2 separate regions of the Homo sapiens genome follow, and region 1 is linked to region 2. Evidence: chromatin loops called from intact Hi-C (ENCODE). Cell type or tissue: endothelial cell of umbilical vein. All regions are shown on one strand. Each heading gives the region's core, and the rest is flanking DNA. Links, peaks and the distances in the headings are about the cores only.

Evidence for each region. Peaks named below come from ENCODE experiments on the same cell type or tissue, not always from the same donor. Only the 100,000 strongest peaks of a DNase experiment are listed, where the experiment ranks them.
Region 1: it touches region 2 in a loop (2.4-fold over the local background); 3 of 110 quality-filtered maps call a loop at or near these places.

What each region holds. Positions count from the first base shown.
Region 1 is chr1:211,780,031-211,787,222 of GRCh38, forward strand. LPGAT1 (lysophosphatidylglycerol acyltransferase 1) reads right to left here. Exons shown (of 8, transcript NM_014873.3): 5 at 3,199-3,472. Among named protein-coding and RNA genes, the nearest start is that of LPGAT1, 47 kb to the right of the region's middle. In endothelial cell of umbilical vein, for the core only: no CTCF peak of the experiment used is centred there; a DNase peak (open chromatin) is centred at 3,391; H3K27ac peaks cover 645 bases.
Region 2 is chr1:211,694,553-211,701,744 of GRCh38, forward strand. No RefSeq gene overlaps it. Among named protein-coding and RNA genes, the nearest start is that of NEK2-DT, 22 kb to the left of the region's middle. RefSeq lists an enhancer at 707-1,206 and a silencer at 4,414-4,473. In endothelial cell of umbilical vein, for the core only: a CTCF peak has its summit at 4,107 (motif pointing right); a DNase peak (open chromatin) is centred at 4,139; H3K27me3 peaks cover 496 bases.

The sequences.
Region 1 (7,192 bases), core at 1,118-6,117, 85 kb after region 2:
GCCAGGCATGGTAGTGCACGCTTGTAATCCCAGCTACTCGGGAGGCTGAGGCAGGAGAATCGCTTGAACCCAGGAGGTGGAGGTTGTAGTGAGCCGAGATCGCACCATTGCACTCCAGCCTGGGCAACAAGAGTGAAACTCCATCTCAAAAAGATAAAATACATAAAAAATAATTAATAAATAAATAAAGCAAAATATCTCCCTCAGTTTTAGCAAGAGTTATATACACAGAAAGCAATAAAGCTTCCTGCCCTTTGGAAGGTACAACTGGTGACTACTGTTGTAGAGAGAGGATGGTAAGTTCTGCTAAGTTTGATCCTTTGCACACTGTTTTTATCCCAGCATGGGGTACAAAGGTGAGCGAGAACTGAGAGGGGAAACATCACAGAGGATACTGATGGCCAGACTTTAGAGTATAATGGTCCATTCTTTATTTGAAGTATGTAAGAAATCCCTAAAAAAAGAGAACTAATTTTCAAGCATAAGTTCAAATGTGCATTAGGAATCAATGATATATTACTTTTGTATGTCAAATAATTTAAAACTGGCCTTAAATTCTGTAAAGATTTTAGAATAACATTGTGAAGGAGAAAAATATACTTGTAAAACAAGTAAAAAATTAATTTTTAAATAACATATTGCTAAATCAATGGAGTTTATGTAAAGAAACACACTTTACCAAGCTACCAATGATATACATGCTGAAATGTTTAGGAGTAAAGTATACTAATGAAGTTTATTTTTAGACACATTAAAAAATGAAACAACCAAGATGGATTAATGGATAGATAGAAGGATGAAGAGATAATCTAGTTAGTCAGCTCACAGATATCCACTGCAAAATTCTTTCAACTCTTATGTATGTTTGAAAATTTTTATAATTAAATGATGAGAAAAAACACCAAAATTCAGTTTAATATCTGTTAAATCATGTGATAACAAAAATACTAATCCTTTTAATCAGACAGAACTTAATTTTGGTATATATGTATGCATCACATATTAAACACAAAGGCATGGTTTGCGTATACATGGCATAAAATGCTAGTGAATATAAATGCAAAAGAAAATAAAATGCAAAATACCAAAATATGGAAAAGAAAATAATATAGGTAAAACTAGTTTTCAAGTACACTTATAATTTTTCTTCTAAACAGGTAGAATGAAAAGCTTTCAGGTAGGATTAAAAAATAAACTACTCTGCTTTAGTTATAAACTAGTTCTCTGTAAAAGAAAACAACCATTTTTCTTCACTATTATGCAGTCAGTATAACAACTGCCCCTACATTTGAGATCTAGACCACTACAGGGTATTGACTGGGTGGAACTATTTTAGAACAGCAGTCTTTATTAGTGCAACTAATCCTGTTTGGAAGACATTTGCCTTCAAGCTTTGGCTCGGCTGCCATTGCCACAGTGTCTCTCCAGTAGTGAAACTATTCTGAACTTTCCTTTTCTATTAAAAGACTCTTTCAATTTGTCTTTTTAATAGATGATGAAAGATTAAGAGAGCTGACTGCCAAGCAGCTGCTTGGGAAAAACAAATAAAAGGAAAACTCAGTTAAATCTGAGTTAAATCACAGACATTATTTCTACGTCTGGTCCTGATTGCCACTTAAAAACACATTGTTTCTGAGGGCCAATCATTTCAATTCTTATTTTATTTTATTTAAAGAATATGAATAGAAATAGCAAAATACTGCAAAGGAAACAGGCCTAGTGAATGCCTTTCAGCTTTCTAACTTATAATCAGACTTTCACAGTAGTATCTTAGATAGCTTGTTCAAAACAGTCTCCATGCTATGGGCACAAATATCTTCTGCAAAACTTTGTAATTTACCAGACTATCTGCAAGATAGTTGCATCTCTGAGAATGATTTGCCTTTTCCTGGTGAGAAGGTAATACATACATATTATTTTTAAAAATGGAAAATTCAGAAAAGCATTAATAAATAGAGAAAAATAATACATAATGTTACAACTCAGAAAAGCAATCACTGCTAACATTTTGGTGTCTTTCCTTTCACGCATTTCCTACTGCCTTGTTGTTTACAGACTTGAATTCAAATCGTTTTCATAAGAGTTGTATGTTTGTCCACCCTATTAACATAAGAGCACAAACGTTTTTCCAAGCCAATACAAACACTCCATAAACATCATTTGTAACAGCTGTGTTGTATTCCGTTGTATGGATATTTGATAATTACTAATCCATTCTCATTTCTGGCTAATTCCAATTTTTTGGCTATTATAAATAATTGGCTATTATAAATAATCTGTAATAAACTTCTTTGCCTGCATTTCAGATTATTTCCTTTTGATAAATATTTGCAGTGGAATAACTGAGTCATTTATTAACACTTAATGCTCTTAATACTATCAAATTGCATTAAATTAGTTCTCTGCATTAAAAACAAACAAGGCTGGACATGGTGGCTTACACCTATACTCCCAGCACTCTGGGAGGCCAAGGCAGGAGTATCACTTCAGGTTAGGGGTCTGACACTAGTCTGGTCAACACAGTGAGACCCCATCTCTACAAAACAACTAAAGAATTAGCCAGGCATGGTGGCATGTGCCTACAACCCCAGCTACTCAGGAGGTTGAGGTGGGAAGATCGCTTGAGCCCAGGAATTCAAGACTACGGTGAGCTATGATCATACCACTGCACTCCAGCCTGGACAACAGAGCAAGACTGTCTCCCAAGAAAACCCAGAAAAAAAACAAAAACAACAACAACAAGAAAAACCCCAGAAAACCAAAAAGCTTTCTCAATTTGATAAATGAAAATATGTATTATTTGATAAATGAAAAGATTAGTTTTTCAAACATGTTATTTCTATAGTTATATCTTTTAGCCTAGCAATTCCACTTCTAGGAATCTGTACTACAGAAATAGTTCCACCAATATGTAAAGATGTTTATAAGAATGTTTACTGCAGCGGTGGGAATGGCTCCGTATAAGTAGGACAGGAGAAAGATATCTTTGACTTTACGCATTTCTGTATTATTTGAGTAAATTATTATAAGCATGGACTACTTTTGTAAATGGAAACTTTTTTAAAAAATTACAGTTTCATCTTCTCCCTATTATTTTTAACAAAAATTATAAATATAAAAAAGAACAATGATCATCTTCTGTAACTCCAGAAAATCCTTTAACTCCAACAAGGTAAAAAATGCTAAAAACCATCATACCTAATTCTTTAGCATCTCCTCCTGCTGGACTTCCATTTTTCTGTTGTGCTACAAGTGCATTCAAAATAATTTTTGTTGCCCCAGACCTTGGCAGAGTAACATTTGTAAGAAATGGCAAGTTATTTTTCTTGGCAAATGCCTGACTTGTTTCTCGCCTCTTCCTGAGGAAGCCCCCTTCTGGAAACAAAACAATCCATTTTCGATCTCTGCTCCTGTAATTATTTTCTAAGTGCTTCTTGAGAAGCAGCAGCTGTTGGTCACGATAAGATCTTCCCTAGAAGGTACACACACACGTAATAAGTACAGGTATATCCAAAATTAAAATGCCATAAAATTAAACAGAAATTACAGCTTCTAAATTAAAATCCAATCACAGAATAGAATAGTGATTCCCCCACCCCACCCCAACTTACTGCCCTTTTTGACCACAGGGGTAAAAAGAGAGAAGTTATTAGCATTTATATAAATAAACCTTTCTTTCTGAAGGAAAAGGAAATTGTTCTGATTGCCCTTGAAAGTGCAGTCATTCATCAATTCAGTCACTACTTACTGAGTGCCTGCTATGTGCCACGCATTGTCCTAGGCACTAGACATAGAGGAGGAAATAAAGAGACTTTCATGGAGCTTACATTCTAGTTTGGGAAGATGGTAAATGTGGAGTGCAAATTCAACTAGTAATATGTGTTAGGAAGAAAACAGTAAAAGGATAGAAAGGGTCAAGAGGGTCAGAGAAAGCTGCTATGAGGAGGTGACATTTGAGCAGAACTGATAATGTGAGGGAATAAGTCATGTGAAGATGCAAGCCATAATATTCCAGGTGACAAAACAAAAAGGACAAAGGTCATTTGGTGGGAACGAGTATGGCATGTTCAAAGAACAGCACCAAGGCCAGTGTGGCTGAAGTGTGATAAACAAGGAAGTCAGGGGTAGGAAATGAAGCTGCAGAGGGAGGTGGAGACCAAATGAGAAAAGCCTTATGCATGGTAAGTAGTTTTGGAGAGGACATCTTTGGATAGTTTTGAACAAGGAAGTGTTATAATCTTATTTCTGTTTAAAAAAATCTGACCAGCCTGGGCAACATGGTGAAACCCCGTCTATACAAAAAATACAAAAATTAGCTGGGTGCGATGGCACATTTAGTGGTCCCAGCTACTCAGGAGGCTGAGGCAGGAGGATCACTTGTGCCCACAAGTTCGAGGATGCAGTGAGCCCTGATGGTACTACTGTACTCCAGCCTGGGTGATAGAGTGAGACCCTGTCTCAAAAAAAAAAAAAAAAAGAAAAAAGAAAGAAAATCTGCTGGTTCCTGTGACCAAAAGACCACAGGAGATAAGTTAGAAGACTTGCAGTATTCCACACAAGGGAATTTGATGAGATTCAATTATATTGTATTGATAACAAGTAGTTACATTTAGGAAAAATGTGAAAGTAAAGCTAAAAAAGACATTCTAATGGACTGTATCTTAGTTGAGAGGGAAAGAGAGAAAAGAAGATGACCTGAAGTCTAAAAAGAAGAATCCAGAAAAATTTGTAGGAAGGCCCAAAGCTTACAACTAAATATCACAAAGGTTCTTTCTTTTTTTTTTTTTTTTTGAGACAGAGTCTCGCTCTGTTGCCCAGGCTGGAGTGCAGTGGTGCGATCTCGGGTCACTGCAAGCTCTGCCTCCCGGGTTCACGCCATTCTCCTGCCTCAGCCTCCCGAGTAGCTGGGACTACAGGCGCCTGCCACCACACCCGGCTAATTTTTTTTGTTTTTAGTAGAGATGGGATTTCACCGTGTTAGCCAGGATGGTCTCGATCTCCTGACCTTGTGATCTGCCCCCCTTGGCCTCCCAAAGTGCTGGGATTACAGGCGTGAGCCACTGCGCCCAGCCGGTTCTTTCTTTCAGTGTGATCAGTTTGCCAACATTTTCCAGCCAACAAAATTACAGAAACTCCTCAAAATAATTAGTATGCTTTCAGTCTTTAGATCAAATGTATCCCAAATGCAAAACATGTAAGACATTTTGTTAGTCAGTTTGCTGAAGTGAACTGATTATGATTAAGATAGCTATTAAGTTCTCAAGATTATACGTAAAATATTTTTACTATTCTTGGAAAAGCTTGTCAAAATGGTCTAGTAGCAAAGTCTCAAGAGAATTTTTCTTTTAAACATTAATGCTTTTTCCCTTCCTTCCCCTCATGTTATAGATTTTTATTACTAATCTATCGGGGAAAAACACGTTGCTCTTTAGAAATAAATTTGTAAACTTTCCAGAAACTTCGAAATATAATCTTTATGTATGCAAAACTTCACATAGTAATCACAAGAAAATATTTTGGAGTACCTAATTTTCAACTTTTATCTAAAAGTACACCGATAATCTAGTATAATTTAGCCTCTTTTTTTTTTTTTTGAGATGGAATCTTGCTGTGTCACCCAGGCTGGAGTGCAGTGACGCAATCTCGGCCCACTGCAACCTCTGCCTCCCAGGTTCAAGCGATTCTCCTGCCTCAGCCTCCCAAGTAGCTGGGACTACAGGTTCATGCTACCATGCCCAGCCAATTTTTGTATCTTTAGTAGAAACAGGCCTTCACCATGTTGGCCAGGCTGGCCTCGAACTCCTGGCCTCAAGCAATCTGTCCACCTCGGCCTCCCAAAGTGCTGGGATTACAGGCATGAGCCACCGAGCCCAGCCCCTCTTCTTGATGCCTGATGATCATCATTAGAATCAACTGTTACACTACACTGTAAATTCAATTATTTCCTAAAGCTGGAAATGAGGTAAGGTGCTCAGCTAGCTTTTCGGATCCCTGAGACTGCTAAGCTTTCTAATTGTTGGTTCCGCTGCCTTCTCTGAGCTATTACACTAGGATCTTTGTTAAGTTGTCCTGATCAGTTTATTTTGTCTTGACCTTGTGTCCACTCCCCATTGCCACTTCTTGTGGTTCCAGGGTATGCTTATATTTGTTTCTCTGCTCAGAAGAACAAAGGATGTTTCCAAAATGAAATGATATAATGTCCAGTACATAAAACTGTCTGGAGTAAAGTACATGTGTTTTGTGACACTTATTTTCACAGAACTTAGAAGTTTCTCTACTCAATTCCAGCTTATTTCTGAATTTGTGGTTCTTGGAAAAGGCTTAATTAGATTCACCAATTATTCATTAAGTAATAATTATGTGCAAAGCACGGCACAATCCAGGTTGTTAAATATGTAAACACCAAATAACTGTGGTATTGTCATGCATAAAAGCTCGTACATACCATATTTCAGTTATCCATTCTGGTGAAAATAAAGCATATAATACTAGTAACAAGTCAAGAAAATAATGTAGTGCTGATAAGAGGCTATCATTCTTCTTCCTACACTAAACTATTCCTAATGCTTGGGACTTCCCAATTCACCTTCCTCCATCAAATCCATACCTATTCTTTAAAACTTGTGCCAAATATCATCTTCTCTGAAGTTTTTCTGGATTCACATAAAACTGATATACTTATTTTTCCTACTATGAATTCCCAAAACATCTCCCATTATTATTATTACATTAACTTATTTATTAATTTATTTAATAATCTGCCTACTAGTAATTTAGATATCTACTATATTATACAACAGTGCCTTGTAAATAAAAGTAATAGTGATACAATAGTAGTAATCAAGATAAAAATGATGATGAAGGTAGTAGGCACTGTTCTGAGTGCTTTATAGCTATTACTTCATTTAATCCCCACAACAACCATTGTGGGGGATACTACATATTATTCAAGTTTGGAAAACAAGAAACTTGAGGATTTAAATAATTTGCCCAATTCACATAGCTAAGAAACTGAATAGTGGGGAATGTTTACTAAACTAAAAATGTACCTTCTAAATGGGAGAAGAGTAGAGATTAGAATATTTGCATTTTAAGTATTTTAATACTTATCCATACTCAAATTTAGATTGAAATAAATGGTTAGGGAACAAAGATTCCGAGAAAGAGCTCCCTGAGCCTGGCACAGTGGCCA
Region 2 (7,192 bases), core at 1,506-6,505:
GACTTTTGTCTGCGGCTCATCCTGCTACAGCATAAGCCGCCAAGCCCGACCATAAAACATGTTTTAAATTAGAAGATGTTCTTTGCACTTTTGTTTTTCTGGAGGAATGTCATGGTACACAGAGTGAAGACCTAACTTAAGGAGGCCTTGGAGCCTGTCAAGCATACAATGATTCAGGTCTGTACCGGGCTGTGGCACTGCCTTCACTCCCCTCCACCCTGGGCAGAGGCAGAGGGCAGGAGAATCTGGTGAGCTGAGGCCACATGTCCACCTGGTGTGGCTGGTGTGGTCCACACAGCTGGAATGATAAAAGCACCGCACTCATCCGTGCCAGGCCCGGTGCTACTCATGCTTCTCCTTCACTCTTCACCACATTCCCAGGACTGAAGCATTGGTTTATTCCCATTTTCCAAAAAAGGAAACTGAGGCTCATAGTGTTTAAGCCTCAAGCCTCAGGCCACCATGAATACTTCTCATCTGCAAAAGAGAACACCCAAATGTGCCCACCCACCCTACAGATTCTTGGAGGTCTGGCTCACTTATCTCCAAGAAAGCCCCCTCTGGACCATCCAGAAGCCACGAGATGGTAACAGTGCTTCCTCTGCAGGGGCTCTGATCGACCTTGGGTCTGCAAGGGGTAGCAGTCAGGGGTCACCTGAGCCTAGCTCAGTGGGTGTGCTCCTCACACTGCATGACCGCATGCTGTGGGTGGGCCTGTGCACATGTGTGTTTGTGCACACAGAGGAAACGAGTGTAGGCGGGGATCAAGGTCATTTTTACAAACAGAAAAGCTGCAGCATCTCCATAACTCAGCTTGTGGGCTAGACAGTCACCACAGAAAAAAGGAAGCCAGACCAAAACTGAACCACTGGACTACTGCAAGCCCGCCCCAGCAGGGAGCCAGTGCAGGACCCCTGTGAGAAATGGGAACTCTGTACTATCTTTATAGCTTTTCTATAAATCTAAAACTCTTCAAAAATAAAGCATTTATTAACAACAATGACAACAAAAGCATTGACTAAGCTCTGTGAACTGAGAATTTTGTTCTTTACCAAATGGGGATTTCTAACACATCTTTTCAAGTGGTTTGGCAGCATCTTGGAGCTTCCCATTGCTAACAGCGTGCTAATGACAACTGCCCTTAAAGGAGGCCTCCTGCAGAGCGCCCGCTGCCCCCGTGACCCTCCTCCAGCTGTCTGTGAGATAAGAGTAGTGATAACATAGCTGCTCTTGGAGGAGCATTGTGTGACGGCCAAGGCCCAGAGGCCCCGAAGAGGAGGCACTGTTACCATCTCTATTTTACAGATGAGGAAACCCAGGCTCTAGAGGGTGAGAAAATGCCAGAGCTGGACCTACAGTTCTGCCTGATTCCAAAGTTCAAATCTTAACCACTGCTAAAGAAATAAAGCGGTATATATACATATATACATATACACACACACACATACATACATACATACATATGTATATATATATATATACACACACATATACATGCATACATATATATATATATATATATATTTTTTTTTTAATTGAGACACGGTCTCACTCTGTTGCCCAGGCTGGAGTGCAATGGTGCAATCATAGTTCACTGCAGCCTCAAACTCCTATACTCAAGCAATCCTCCCACTTCAGCCTCCTGAATAATTGTGATCACAGGCACACACCACCATGCCCAGCTAACTTTTTATTTTATTTTATTTTTGTAGAGGCAGGCTCTCGTTATGTTGCCCAGGCTGGACTCAAACTCGTGAGCTCAAGCAATGCTTCTACCTTGGCCTCTCAGAGTGCTGGGATTACAGGTGTGAGCCACCATGCCTGGCCTCATATATTTTATAAATATGAAGGCTCTCTGTACCTCATCCCAAAGGGTGTGGTTTATTACCATCTCTCAGGATTTTACACACTCAGGAAACCCACATACTTCGAGTTCTAGGAACCAAACCCATAGGCCAGAATATGGCTGCCCTCCAAAAAGTACTGTGTGCAGTCTTTGTTGTGAAGTGCCTTCTCAGGGTGGCCCCAAGGTTTTCCCAGACTCTTCCATATTGGTGAGGTTCTGTGTGTCTCCAGGGCTGTCAGAGCCCTCATGCCTCAGCCATCCCTGTAAGGGCAGGAGGACAGGCACAGACAGGTAGACACTGACTCCCTTTCTACCTAGGTCACATGGCACATGGCAGGGCAGACAGGACCACATCCAGACCAGGGCTGTGGTCACCAGGGAAGTCCATTAAACCACTGCATTATGTGACATTCTCTAGAAGGCACCTGGGCAGGGAGGCCAGGGCAACTTAGGTTTAGGGCCAGGTTAACTGCCATGGCTTTTGGGGAGAGAAAGTGACCTAAAATATATAGATACAGGAATTTAATACAAATATGACAGCACACACTTGAATATGATTTGTAGGTTCTGACAACTCAGATGAACCTGGCTTTTCATGAAATCAGCGCTAACCAAAGCGGGCATGTATAGCAATGGGAGCCCTTTCCTTCATCCCAACCTAGATCATTCCCTAATCCCTTTTCTATCCCATCCCACTCAGAACTCAGCTCTCAAGAAGCTCAGTTTCATGATGACCTTGAATTTAATCTACCTTCCCTCGGTGCTTTAAGAGTATTTTTTCTACACTAGATTGATTTACAATGCCTTGTTTGTTTCTTTGTAAGCATTCTTGAGCCTTTCTCAGGCGTCTATGTCAAGGCTTTACCTAAACTAATTGTATTGGGCCACAGCTGTGCACAGGGTAACCAAGAATTCTGGTCTCCCTGGGACCATCCCAGGTTTCAAGTCTGGGCAAACCTCTCAGCCCCAAGAAAACCAAGAGGGTTGGTCAGCTTAGCTATGAAGCTCCTCTTCAGAAGCCTTTCCAGCTGGTCATAGCTAGAGCAGTATTGTCAGTAAGTGGTGTAGACCCTCACATGTGGTCCTTGGAGAGCAACAAGGTGTCCCCTGGGAGCTTATTAGACATGCAGACTCTCAGGCCCCACCCGGCCCTGCTCATCAGAATCTGCTCTTCAGCACAGTCCCTGGGGGCTCCTATGCTTGTCACAGTGGAGAACAGCTGTGCTGGTGGGGAGACTTCCTGCTGAGAAACACAGTGTGGATGACATCTGCTTTTGAGGCACACTTCCAGGGGAGTCCCCCATTTGAACTTAGCCCAAAGCTTTTGGGAAGCCAGTAAAGCACTAGACTAGACCAATTTGAAACCATCCTAACTGGGGCAGAGATCAGTGATAGTCTCCAACAAGGCTCAGGAGGGCTGCAGGCATGTAGGGCACCCAGCAGAGCCCCCACACAGGCCTTTTCTCTCTGAGAATGCAAGGGAAAGAGAGGAATGGCCTCATATCTGCTCTAATTATACATACATATATATATATGTGTGTGTGTGTATCTCTATATATACACATTATATTATATATATACATTATATTTTTTATATGTGTGTGTATATATATATATATATATATATATGAAATTTTTTTTTTTTGAGACAAGATCTCAGTGTTGCCTAGGCTGGAGTGCTGTGGAGCAATCACAGCTCACTGCAGCCTTGACCTCCAGGCTCAAGCAATCCTCCCACCTCAGCCTCTCCAGTAGCTGGGACTACAGGCACTCGTTGCTAGGCCTGGCTAATTCGCTTTTATTTTTAGTAGCGACGGGGTCTCACCATGTTGCCCAGACTGGTCTCAAGCTCCAGAGCTCAAGTGATCCTCCTGCCTCAGCCTCCCAGAGTGCTGGGATTACAGGCGTGAGCCACTGCCACGGGCCTCTAATTTGCATATAATGACAAATGATTCACAGGTGTTGGCACCTTAACTATTGTTAGCTAGAAGTTATTTTTGACACCTCATTTCTGATCTTAATACCCTGCAGTTCTCAACTTGGGTGTTTATCAGAAGCTCTATAGAGCTTGTTGTTGTTGTTTTAAAATGCCTGGGGCACACCTCATACTTCCTGATTCAGGGTCTGTGGTGAGGGTCCAGGTTTCTGTAATTTGGGGATGTCCCCGGGTGGTTCTGAGGGGCACCCAGGGACAAGGCCACCAGGAGAGGATCCTGCGCCGCGTTCAGCCCTGGCCTCTCGCTGCCATGCTGCCTGTAACCAGGTGGGGGCGCCCTCTCCCTCCTGGAGCTGAAGGGACAGCGCCGCCGCTCACCTACCTGGACCCGCACGCTCTTTTTTGCAGAGGGAGGGAGGTGTGGTTTATGAGTCTGGACTCCGGAGAACTCAAACCCTCGGGAGGCCTAGAGACTGCGCAGTGTCCGGATATAGAAATATTGACCCCGTTACTGAAACAGTAACAGCAGACTGCAGCTTTTCATGCACAGAGATGTTCCCGAAGGTGCCACGGGGCCTGTTGGCCCAGGCCTGGGAGTGCTTTCTCAGAGCCCTTCACTCTGCACTTCAGTTTCCGCCCCCCGCCCCCCGTCCCCCGCCCGCTATGACTTGACTTTGAGAAGAGCTCAGGTGAGGTGAAGGCTCAGTGCAGGACTGTGGGACTTTTTCTCATAAAGTGTCATGAAAGCTCCTCCTAGGAGCCTTTGTGGACACAGCCTCCCCTACGGTGCCCTTGGGGCTTTAGAGGTGAGCTTCCAGGGGCCGGGCGACCCGCACTCCCTTCCCTCTAGACCAGATGGAACTGAAGGCGCTGCGGCTGAGGAGCTGCCTGTGGAGCACAGAGCGGGGCACAGCGACAGAGAGGGCAGGCAGGGGGCCTGGCTCCAGCCCCGGCTTCCTAGGAAGTTGTGACCCTACGGCCCTCTCGGGACTCAGCTGTCCTTTCCATGTAGGATGGGTTGGTGCAGGTGATCTCCGCCTTGTGCTCTGGCTTCAGCAAGCCGTGATTCCCCGAGTGCTTTCATGTGGAGAAGGGTCCCTGTCCGCTAATGCCCCGGCAGAGAATACACGCAGGGCACATGCGTGCAAACAGACTTAGGACCCAGGTTCTGAGGAGTACGTTCCGGAAAGCTCATCTGCCCTTCTTCCCTGCTGGAGGCACAGGCCACTCCCACCCCAGCAATGGTCCCAACACTGGGGACTCTCACCCATCAATGTCCTTGATGTGCCAGGCACTGTGCAAACTCTTTGCACATGAATCTCACTCCACCCTTCCCACAACTCCATGAGGAAGTATCACTATCCCCATTTTGTTTTATCTTAGTTTTAGAAGACAATTTTTATGTCAGTTTAAGCTATCAAATGTACCAGGTCTGCTGAAATGTATAATTTTTGCCTTTTTCCCTGTTGGACTAAAATAGGGCCAATTGTGTCACCATTTGGCTTATAAAGTATCAAGCATTTTTCCATTAAGAATGAACAGATCACCGGGTGTGGTGGCTCATGACTGTAATCCCAGCACTTTGGGAGGCAGAGGTGGGCGGATCACAAGGTCAGGAGTTCGAGACCAGCCTGGCCAATATGGTGAAGCCCTGTCTCTACTAAAAATACAACAATTTGCCGGGCATGGTGGCGTGCACCAGTAGTCCCAGCTACTCGGGAGGCTGAGGCAGAAGAATTGCTTGAACCTGGAAGGCAGAGATTACAGTGAGCCCAGATCGCGCCACTGCACTTCAGCCTGGGTGACAGAGCAAGACCCTGTCTCAATAAGAAAAGAAAGAAAGAAGGAAGGAAGGAAGGAAGGAAGGAAGGAAGGAAGGAAGGAAGGAAAGAAGAAGAAGAAAAAAGAAAAGAAAAGAAAAAAAGAATGAACAGATCTCCCCAGCACTTTGGGAGGCCCAGGCAGGAGAATCGCTTGACCCCAGGAGTCCGAGACCAATCTGGGCAACATAGTGAGACCCTGTCTCTACAAAAAAAGTTTAAAATTAGCTGGATGGGGTAGCACATGCCTGTGGTCCCAGCTACTCAGGGGAGCTGAGGAAGGAGGATCTCTTGAGCCTAGAAGGTCCAGGCTGCAGTGAGCCAAGATTGCACCACTGCACGGCACTCCAGCCTGAGAGATAGATCGAGACTCTGTCTCAAAAAAAAAAAAAAAAAAAAAAAAAAGATGAACAGATCTCAAGGTGGGACCAAATTAAGATTGGATTTTAAATCATCACCAAGTATTTAACACCTCTTTATCACATAACTGATTACCCTTAGAGGAAACTGAACTCTTCTAGAACATCAGTTACAGGCATGATTCAGTGTGACAGTGCATCGCAAAACAATGAATTCTAGGGTTTTTTGGTTGGGTTTGGTTGTTTGGCTGGTTGGTTTTTGTTTAGTTTTGTTTAGTTTTGTTTTGTGGGATTGGTTGTTTTGTCTGGTTTTGTTTGTCAAAAATTCTGGACATAAATGGCTCAAGATTTTGCTTAAAACTGCTGGAGCATCATCAATATATATTATTTCAAACTGCACCCTCACCTGCCCCACCCACCCTTCAGCCTCTGGGAATGGGAGTTGGGTGCTGGATTTTGAGGTCTGTGAAAACTCTTGAACAGTGAGATCTGATGAGCTTCTAGACTACAGAACACATGGAGGTGCTGGAGGGTGGGTGCCCAGAGAGGACGTGGAAGCCCTACCCCCTGCCCCACCCCTACCTCGCCCTATCCATCTCCCATCTAACTGTTCCTGAGTTGTGTCCTTTATAATAAGCTGGTAAATGTAGTGTTTCTCTGAGATCTGTGGGCCATTGAATCTGTGGGCCATTCTAGCAAATTATTGAGCCCAAGGGAGGGGGCCATTGGAACCGCTAACTTATAGCTGTTTGGTCAGAAATACCTGAGACCCAGACTTGCCATTGGCATCTGCAATGGGGGCAGTCTGGTGGGACTGAGCCCTGAAAGTGTGGGATCTGACAGGAGCTGCAGCTTGATAGTGTCAGAATTAAATTGTAGGACACCCAGTTGGTGTTGGAGAATTGGTCACTGGGGGAAATAACCCAGACCTCTGGTGTCAGAAATGTTGTGTGGGTGTAAAGAAACTGTTTTTCTCATCTACCCAAGACCTTGTTTTCTGGCTAACTCCTACTTGACCTTCAAAACCCAACTCACGGCTCACCTCCTGGGGATCCTTCCCTGATCCCCAAGGTGCGAGGTAGGTGGTGCTCTTACGTGTGTTCCCTGAGCACAAGCACATGTACTTACCTCTGTCAAAGCACGGAAGACACTAAATGGCCATGATCAATTTTTTTTTTTCTCTCTGAGTCTTAGAGAGCAAGACTGTGTCTTAGACAACTTGGGATCCCAA